Regions from separate parts of the Mus musculus genome. Here region 2 is linked to region 1. The links are chromatin loops, found by intact Hi-C in ENCODE. Cell type or tissue: left cerebral cortex. All regions are shown on one strand.

What was found. A loop is a pair of places that touch in the nucleus more often than their neighbours do. Peaks named below come from ENCODE experiments on the same cell type or tissue, not always from the same donor. Only the 100,000 strongest peaks of a DNase experiment are listed, where the experiment ranks them.
Region 2: it touches region 1 in a loop (2.7-fold over the local background); 3 of 42 quality-filtered maps call a loop at or near these places.

The regions. Positions count from the first base shown.
Region 1 is chr6:12,122,954-12,127,953 of GRCm38, reverse strand. No RefSeq gene overlaps it. Among named protein-coding and RNA genes, the nearest start is that of Gm35961, 42 kb to the left of the region's middle. In left cerebral cortex, a CTCF peak has its summit at 2,392 (motif pointing right); DNase peaks (open chromatin) are centred at 2,377 and 4,715.
Region 2 is chr6:11,923,010-11,928,009 of GRCm38, reverse strand. It overlaps Phf14 (PHD finger protein 14), which reads right to left and starts at 2,129. Exons shown (of 18, transcript NM_001168382.2): 1 at 1,718-2,129; 2 at 1,173-1,283. The coding sequence starts at 1,718. In left cerebral cortex, no CTCF peak of the experiment used is centred here; DNase peaks (open chromatin) are centred at 1,491, 1,685 and 2,176; H3K4me3 peaks cover 2,092 bases; H3K27ac peaks cover 1,555 bases.

The DNA of each region.
Region 1 (5,000 bases):
GACTGCACAATGGATCATGTCTGCTAAGAGAAGAAACTGTTCTATTCCTGCCATTTATTGGCACAAAGGAATATCCTTCTAAGGCATCATGGATGTACATACAATGATACAAGTGGCAGCTATTAGCAAAGATAGAATTTACTTCCTTACCCTTCATTTGCTCATATGCCCTTTCTATTACTCTCCCAAACATGTTAAGGGTTGTTCTAATAATAAGTGACCTTTAGAAATTGTCTCATTTCAGAGTTTTCACCCATAGTTGTTCAAACATATATTTTCTACTTCTATCCCAAGTCTCGTACAACTCACTCTCTTCTCGATCAAGTTATATAACATGATGAGGTGTTGGGATGACATCTCTAATGTGACCCAGTACCGAAGTTAACTGAAAATGGGCAAAAACAGAAGTTTTCCCAAGATATAACACTGTATTCCGTTACAGCTGCCTTCCTCTTGTCATCTACATCTGTGAGAGTGGCTAACCCCAGTGACAGACAAGAAGGAAATGTGAGATTTAACTGATCTGTTCTTGAATAACTGGTCTTACATAACAAAATTGCAGCAAGCTGTCAGTTCTTAGGTCCCCAGACTCTAGACCTACACTCTCTCAAGCTGCCTTTCCAGCTGACCTCTGACCTCCATCAGAGAATGAATTGATAGCCTGCTGTCTGACTTGGTGTTTTCCAAAAGACCCCACAAATTCTTGCCTCAAATCCATGTCTGTTCATAACTTGTCTCTGTGGAACCTGCATGTCTAGTAGGAAGTACAGTGGGCATTTCCACAAACTGACAAAGGGCTAAGGTATTGTTGTTCCTGCCCCCAGGCTTAGGACACTATATAGGAGCATTGCCATGAATTTGAGGCTAGCCTGGGTTACATAGAAAGTGCCTGCTGGGTTAGTGAGAGCTAGGGTAGGAAAGGGGAAACAAAGTGAAAAGTGACCTTGGTAGCAAGTCTTTAGCATAGAAATCATTCTAGCCAACTGAGCAGGGCACCAGGCTGTAGCCGCCTGCAGCCACATGAAACTGGGTTCCCCTGATCAGACAGCGAGAAAAGAACGTGGCCAAGACAAACCTTGCTGTTCAAAGACCCTGAGGTTTACTGAGAGTCCTTGCTTATAAAGAAGGTAGGCCCATCCCCCGCCAGCCCATTCTTGGTGCCTGGAGCCAGCCCGTAGGCGATCTACAGGGTGTGTCTCTGGAACATCTCAAGGACCTTTCAGCGGGAAGCAGAGTCTTGGAGAAGAGCAAATAGAGCCATCAAGGTCAGAAGGCTCTACCCTAAGTAATCTCCTTCTTAGTGGCAGCAAGATCAAAGTCTGGACCAGCCTGCTTCAAGGCTGAGGGAGGCTACCCCAGGCTTCTGCAGCACAGCTTCCTGGGAGGCTGGGGCAGATAAATGCTGGGTTGGAATCTGGGCTTCAAACGTAGAAGGCCACTATCTTTTAAAAACCAATCAATCAATTAAACAAACAAACAAAAACTACTGGCAACATTTGTTTGTCATGTAAATGTGCCTGCGCCTCCAAGTCTAAAGCCCATGAAGTCTCTCATCCCTGAGCACCATCTCCTCATACTCAATATTCCCTTCCCTAAAACAGCACTGACCCTACCTCCGTCTATGTACCACGAGGAAGTGGTCTTCAACTTCATCCCACCCTGTGAACAAACAATTATTTGATTTTAAAAACAGCCTAATTATCTCTCAAAAGTTATATATATATATATTTGATTTTCCCATAAACCTGATAATATAAGTGTCCCTTGTTCGGCTAGTCCACTTCTTTACTGAGATATCTTCTTTCTCAGATCACATACAGTGCATTTGTGAGAATAAACCTTGCGAGAACACAAGGTTTTATCTACAAGATGTTTGCAAGGAAAAAAAGAAAAGAGGAGAGGAGAGGAGAGGAGAGGAGAGGAGAGGAGAGGAGAGGAGAGGAGAGGAGAGGAGAGGAGAGGAGAGGAGAGGAGAAGAGAAGAAAAGAAAAGAAAAAGCAAAGAGGAGTTAAAAAAAAAAAAGACAAGACAAAACAAGATCAGTAGTTTGGATTTTTGAGCACATTTTGCCCCCTGGCTGAACACAGTCATCTAAACAAGCTTGAGGGTGAAGCTCAAGCCCAAAGCACCATCATCTCCCTGAATATCATTTGTCTGTAGAGGCCATGTTTTATACACGTCAGGTTCGAAACATAAATGGAATTTTCATTTGAGTCTGACTTTGTAGCAGTAAAGACAAAGGGGAAGAGACACTGCACTCACAGGAAACGACTACAAGTTGAGAAACAAGGGCGTACTCTATCTCTGGCCGGCAGCAGGAAAGACATTAAATGTGTCCTATAATCCTTTCCTCACCACGGAACCGAAGCACTGCAAAGCCGGTCTCAATCCAGCAGATGGCGAGAGACTAATTCTAGTCTACAGCCCTCTGGAAACTGCAGAGCTCTCATTCTGAAGACACTGGGCTATCAAACAAAATTGACACAGAACATTTGTGCTCTTTATTTTATAATTTTATTTTGTTTTATTGGACTAGGACTACCTATTGCCTTCCCTCCGCTCGCCTCTTACTGTGCGATGAAAGAGAACCTGAATGGGATGCATTAAAGCAGACAGCCTGCTTTTGTTAATTCATGTGTTTGAATACTGAAACCCAGCTGGTGGTACTCTACTGGGAGGTTTCAGAGTCTCTGAGAGGTGGGGCTAGCTGGAGGAGTGGCTTGAGGTTTATAGTGGTCCCTGTCTTCCTGTCCTGCCCAGCTTCGTTTCCTGTAGAGATGTAACACCCCACCATGTTTCCGCAGCCACAGCCCTGTGCGGCTCACAGTCTCAAATACTTCCCCACCACGGTGGACCATACCTTCAAACTGTAAGTCAGACCGAGTCCATCCTCACTTTAGATGCTTCCTGTCCTGTTCCTGATTTAAACAATGAGAAAAGCAACTGATACACATTCAAAGAAGAGCAAATGGAGAATCACATGTGCATATTCTGTTCTGCGTACCTACTGTATCTATTTGCTTTGTAAATTAATATTTTATTAACTATTTGTGAATTTCATGATGCATTTTTATTATGTATTCTTCCTCCTCGGTTTATTTATTCATAATTTTTATTTTTCACGTGTATGAGCATTTTGCTTTTATCTATGTTTATGCACCACATACCCTCCTGATGCCCACAAAGGACAGAAGAAAACATTGGAGCTCATGAAATAGAGTCACGGATTGTTGTGAGTCACTATGTGTGTACTGGGAACCAAGTCTGGGTTTTCTGCAAGAGCAGCCAGTGCTCTTAACCACTGAGCCATCTTTCCACCCCAAGCCATTTTCTTTTTGATGCATCATTAACATGGGCAGGCCTATTGTTCTCCATATGAATTATTTAAGCTAAGGTAAGATTGGATTGAAGTATAGACTATAGCAAGAGAAGGAGGGCTCTCCTGGCATCAAAAGCTCCTGTGTGTTCACTGAGAGCTGCTAATATTTGCCTCAATATTCCCTAATACATTTTCTAGGTGATCTGAATCCATTGTTTCTTGTTCAGTATTCAAAGACATTTTTCCTCAATTAGCTAATTAAAAAAATATTCAAGAGGGCACAGATATGTTTATGATGGTGTTAAATGCAGAAACAAAAGGCCTCTCAGAAAGGAAAATGGGAGGTATTTATTAAATGAATTCACAAGATTCTTCAGGGCTTCACTTTATTCTAAGAACAAAGTGTCATTACATTCTGAGTTTACAACACCGTATAAACCATCTTGGTAAACACTGAGGATGGGGTCTATATGGTAGATATCTTCAGCTTCATTAACACATCAGAGTGTTTCCCAGTCCAGAATGTCAGTGTGTGCTCCTGGTTACTGGAACCTGTTCCTTTTTGCTGTGCTACAATTATAAGCTCCATCATAACTCCTTAGTCATGTATTTATTTTCCTGGATAGATTGCAAACTCTATGAAAACATATTCTTCCATCATCATATCTCCAGTATCTAGCATAGCCTGAGTTGAAGATCGTGCCCTAAAATACCAGTGAAGCAGGAATATGACCCATTTTATAAAGTGGTCTTCAATCAACAAAAGCTCACAATAGCAGTTATGTAGAGGCCTCATTAACAGAGGCGTGGTCTCAGAATATGGTGGCTTCTCAACTCCCATATTTTCCAAGAACTGAACATCTATTTCCCACATGTTCTAGATCTCCTGGTTTTTCATACTATGAGTGATGTCTTAGATACAAAGGAGAGCAAGAAGCACCCCAAGTCTTACTTCTTAAGAATAGAAGTGACTTAAATACAGTTAAGTTTCTCACACTAGCATTGTAATAGCTTCTTGCCCAAACAACCAGGAAGGGCAGTTGAAGTTAAGTGATTTGTTCCCTGTGGTTGATGGTTGTCAATAAGTACTGTGCCTAGCATCTCTAGGTATTTTATGACTGTTCCACATAGCCACACCACTTACTTTTTACTTCAATACTTCAATTCCTTTTTATTTTTGCACATGTATGTGTATATATACATACATATGTGTTTTTGTGTGTGTGCGCGCATATCTGTGTAGAGGCCTGAAGTTGATATCAAGAATCTTTGCTTATCATTTTCCTCTTTCATTCGTTGAGATAGAGTCTCTTGCTGAACCCAAGCTCATACATTCCTGCTGTAGTAGCTTGACACTTACTCCAGGATTCCTGTGGCTACTTCCCACGTGCTGGCAGCCGTCCCATCCACAGAGCGCTCACATGAGTACTGGGGATTTGAACTCTGTTGTTCACATTTGCAGGCGCTTTACCCACTGAGCCAGCTCCCAAGCTTTCCTGCCCCCCATTTCTTGGCACATTTACCAATTGCAGAAGTCATACATAGACCATAACTAGAAGGAAGGGAGATGTTATACTTTGTAAGGGTAATAGAGGGTAGCAAAGATGTTCTTGAATATGGCCAGCCACTTAGCACATCATCAGTCTGTGTTAGGAGATTCCTGATGGCTATACTCCCACTG
Region 2 (5,000 bases), 200 kb after region 1:
GCAAACTGTCTGCTGATGCTGTTAAGAGTAACACAATCCAAGGAATTTTTTGTTTGTTTTCTAAGACAAGGTTTGACTCTGTAGCCCTGGCTGCCTTCCAACTCGCAGAGTTCCTCCCCACTGCTAGGATTAAAGGCATGTGCCAGGAGTACCTGGCTGATGCAAACTAATTTCATCTCTTCTCACCACCTTTAAAAAGAGAGGTGAGAGTGTCGGAGAAAAGGAGCAAGACGTTCCAAACTCTCAGACTGCCTGATGGGACGGTAACATGTCAGAGGGGCTGGTGCATGATGGGATATTAAACTATGTCAGACGGACTGCAAGTGTGGTCTAGCAGCAGAGCCTGTGAAAGGCCCTGCGTATGCTCCCACTGCTTCAAGATAAGAGCCTCAGAAGAGCTGAACTCAGACAGGCTTTTATCTTATACTTTATCTAAATGTTCATCAATGGGAGCGAAATACAAAAAGGTCTTAATGTTCAGGTGTCCACTGATGCTTTGCAGATACAACAGCCTGTATCATTCTGTTTCTCGGGTTGCCTTAACTGAAACTTAATACATTAAGTACACAGAAGAAGAATGCACAAAGAAAACCTCTAATGTTCCCTCTCTGCTTTTAAACTATGTGAACATACAAGTTCACCACCTCTTCACATCACTAACTGGAATAAGCAAGCACTCAAGGCACTGGGCCACGGTACCTGCTGTTTTAAAGCACAAGGTTTCCTTGGGCTTCATTGTTAGCGAGCTCGTGCACAAAAAGAACTCCCCTAAGTATGCCTAGGGGGCTGATATGGGAGTAACACTGCGCAAGAATATTGTGGTCCATATTATTCATAATATACTCTTCTACATCTGGGGTACCTCAAGTCTTCACTCGAGTATATAAGCATAAATATAGTTTAGGGTATAGATTGGGAAAAATGTTTCTCCTTTTTGAATAAGGCTTCCTCCCTACCAGCTAACCATCTGAGTAAATCTGGACGGAAGCAGAAGCCATAGTAGGTTCTAATGAGAGGTTCTTAGGTTAATGTGAGAAATTAAATGACCAAAATAAATGGTTTGTGTGCACAGTAAATGAACATTTTAATCAAAAGTCTCAAAAAAAAATTAAAAAGTTAAAAATGCAGTGAACGGCAGAAAGCTGTGAAAGGGAGAGAAAGCAAACATTTACCTGAAGCATCTCCAACTTTAAAATCACTGTCATCTGAACTATCATAATCAAGAGCTTCCAGGAGAGAAGCGGCCAAAGGCTTCACCTGCCTCCTCTTGGAGCTGCGATCCACTGTTAAGAGAAAAAATTACAATCATTTTACAATCTCACCAAACAGGGAGAACTGTGATGCTGGGGGAAATAGAAATGACTTCGTGCACTGCACGGAATCTCCAATTGACTTCTCCACACTGAGCTTGGTGGGAAAAGTTGGGTTTGGGGGCGCTGGATGCAGAGAGCCTGGCTGCCCCTGACGTTAGGCCAGGACCAATGCAAACAGCCCACATCCTCGCAGACCCCCGCCTAACTTCTGACCACTCGGTAATCCCTCACTCAGACAACGTACGGCCACGCACGCTATCTCGGAAGCCAAGGGACCACGGAGCAGCTTCCAGCAAGGGTCCGTCTGTCTGTCTGTCCTGCAGGACCCACCCGGCCCTCCCTGCTCAGCACCGCCTGACTTGAAAGGAGAAGTGGCGCGGGGCTGAGGCCTCGGAGACACTTACTAAGGAATCCGTGAGGTGGTCGTTTGGAGAGCTAGGGAAGGCTGCGAGAGGCAAGGCAGCAGGGACGCGCAGAGGACCAAGGAGACCGGTCGGAGAGCAGCTACCGAGGCAGGGCGCTGCGCCGACCGAGCAGGGGCGACCCCGGGGGTGGGCTACTGTCCCTCCCCACGCCCCGCGCCCGCCCGCCCGCCCGCCCGGCGCCCCTTCCCCCGCGCTCCCCGGCCAGGGGCGCTAGGCCCGAACCGGCCGCCCTGCGAGGGGAACTGCCCCGGTAAAAACTGGAAATAAAAAGAAAACTTTATTAGCCTGCACCAGAAGCAACAAAAGACCCAGAATTTGCACAGCGGAGGGCCTTCTGTCAGAGACAATAGGGAGAACAGCGACCCGGATACAGCTCCGACAAGGAGGAAGTGAAAGCCGCCGCGGAAACGCCGCCCTGGGCAGCCGAAGCTGAGGGCGCATGCGCGCACTCGCTCCCTCGCCGGAACTCAGTAACTTTAAGAATATTCACAGATTCTCTAGTTCCATCCATCTGCCTAAGAACTAGTCATTGCTGGTGGGAGTGAAAACTGGTACAGCTACTATGGAAATCAGAGTACAGGTTCCTCACGAAGCTGAGTCTCCATCTACCTCAAGATTCGACTATAACACTTGTACTTCCTAGTTTTGTGTATCAACTTAACACAAGCTGGAGTAATCAAAGGAGCCTCCCTTGAGGAAATGCCTCCAAGAGATCCAGCTGTAAGGTATTTTCTCAAATAGTGATCAAGCACTGAGGGCCTAGCCCATCATGGGTAGTGCCATCCCTGGGCTAGTATTCTTTGATTCTATAAGAAAGCCAGGGGAAGAAAGACAGTAAACAGAACTCCTCCATGGCTTCTGCATCCACTTCAGCCTCCAAGTTCCTGACCTGCTTGAGTTCCTGTCATGACTTCCTTTGGTGATGAACAGCAATGTGCAAGTGTAAGCTGAATAAACCCTTTCCTCCCCAACTTGCTTCTTGGCCATGATGTTTTGTGTACGAATAGAAACACTGACTAAGACACCACTCAGACGTTGATATTTGCTCATTCATGTCCATTGCTGCTCTCTATATAATCACCAAAATTTAGAAACATTATAGATGTCCATAAGCTAATGGTTGAATAGTGAAAATGTTTTATAGTTACACAATGGAATATTATTCAGCTGTTAAGAAAAATGAAATTTGCAAGAAAATGGACAAACATAGCAAAAATTATCCTGCGTGAGGTAACTAGGACTCAAAAAGACAAATATTCCATTTTTCAAAGTTAGGAACATAAGTTAAAAAGAAAAGAAGAAAGACAACTATTTTGTGTAACTCCAGTAAGTAAGTAAGCCTCAGAAACAAGGCAGACAGGAGCCAAGCCCAGGACTGGCTTTAATAGGCTAATGAACGAATCTGAAGGTGAAGTTAAGATGCTAGTGAAAAAAAAGTCTAATGGGGGTGGGAAATATAGAGAAGACAACTAACACTAAAGACCCCTTCAAAAAATATATGGAAAAACTGTTTACCACTCTACAGGGGCCTGGGATAACAGAACCTAAAAAGAAGGTAGACTAAGTTCTCATGCAATAGCTAACTTTATTCAGAACATCAGAAAATTTAAACTGTAAGAGTTAAGAATCACAAGAGTAAAGAGTCCAATTGCAAGGAAAGCTGCACATGTCAAAAATGTCTTTTCCTTGGTGGTAATAAACAAATAACAATAGTTAGCTGTGATGGATAAGCTGAAATAAACTCACTCCTATTCACTACACCTGGGAGGAGCACGAAGCAGTCCAAAAGCAAGTTCTGTGTTCTGAAGAAACTGAGCTCCAAGACTCTTGTCTTGTTGTCTTATAGTCTCCCAAGCACTCAGAATTCTCTTCACCAATTCTCCTCACTAAGAAAACAGCATTCTGGGGACTGTGTTACAACAGAAATCTACAAGCATAGAGGCTCTTTAAAGCAAATACAATATGCAAGGAAATGAAATAGAATATATTTACTCCCCCATATACTGGGGGAGACAATGCCTCAACTAGATAGCTTATCTCACCAAGTGAAAACTCCAGTGCTACAAATGGGTTCTCTCCTGTTGAGTCACTGGACAGATTCCATACAACCCTTCAAGTATCACAGACTATTGTTACTTGATCTCTACAACCTGATAGCAAATCCCTACTGCTGAAGACACTACTTATATTATTGAACATTAAACTGGTGCTCAACTAGAAGTTCCATCCCTAATGGCTAAGGTTAAGGTGCTCTGCACACTATGAGAGGACGAGAAACGTAATCATCAGCACCTCCCAAGCACAAACACTGAGATCTGGCCTCAGACAAAGCAACCTGCCTCCAAGATATGCTGGTGCAGTAGTGGCACAAAGGTTACAGGAGTAACCAACCACATTTGATTGGAAGACATCCATATAAATAAACCACAGTACTCAGTATTACTAAGAGGAAAAAAGAACATAATACAAATATGGCAAATCTTATATTGATATTACACAAAGGTTTGAATGAAACCAATTAAACTCATTTATTTATTCCACAAATACATGTTGAATGTCAGTATGTTTAGAATGGGAAATGAAATGTTTTGAAAAATTGTGAAATTTATAGACATCAAATCACCGAATGCAATGAGGAGGAAACTCTTCAAAGATATTTTCATTGAAACATATTTAATAAATACCATATATAGCAATTTAAGGAATGTACCAAAATGATTATTGTCTTTTCCCAGCCACAGGTTGAGATACAACTGAATATATAATCAAGTAAATTACTGTTTGTTACTCTGGACAACCAGAGAAAGAATACACACATTCAGAGAGGAGGAAACACAAAGGAAAAGCATTCTAGAGCAATTTATATTTATACTCATACACAAAAAGTTTAAGTATGCATCTAAACTGGGGTGGGTGTCAAGAGTGAAGGGAGATGTTTTTTAAAAGTACAGAAATTCCCAGGGCTAAGAGCATGTTGAAAAAATCCGATTGGCACACTAATATGTTTAGGTAATAAAAAAGAAATAAAATTTTACCCTATAAAATAAAGATTTATTTGATATGGCTTGGCTCAAAAAGCAGGGAAATTGTTATTGCCAATAAAATGAAGATATTGTAATGAGAAATAATTAGTTAAATTATCACATGTGATTATTGATCACAGTCTACGGGCAACAAGTACTTCTTCTAATAGACCATCGAGATGGAGCAAAAAATAAATAAATGGCCTGAGATGAAAGCAATGCCAAGAACAGCCAATATG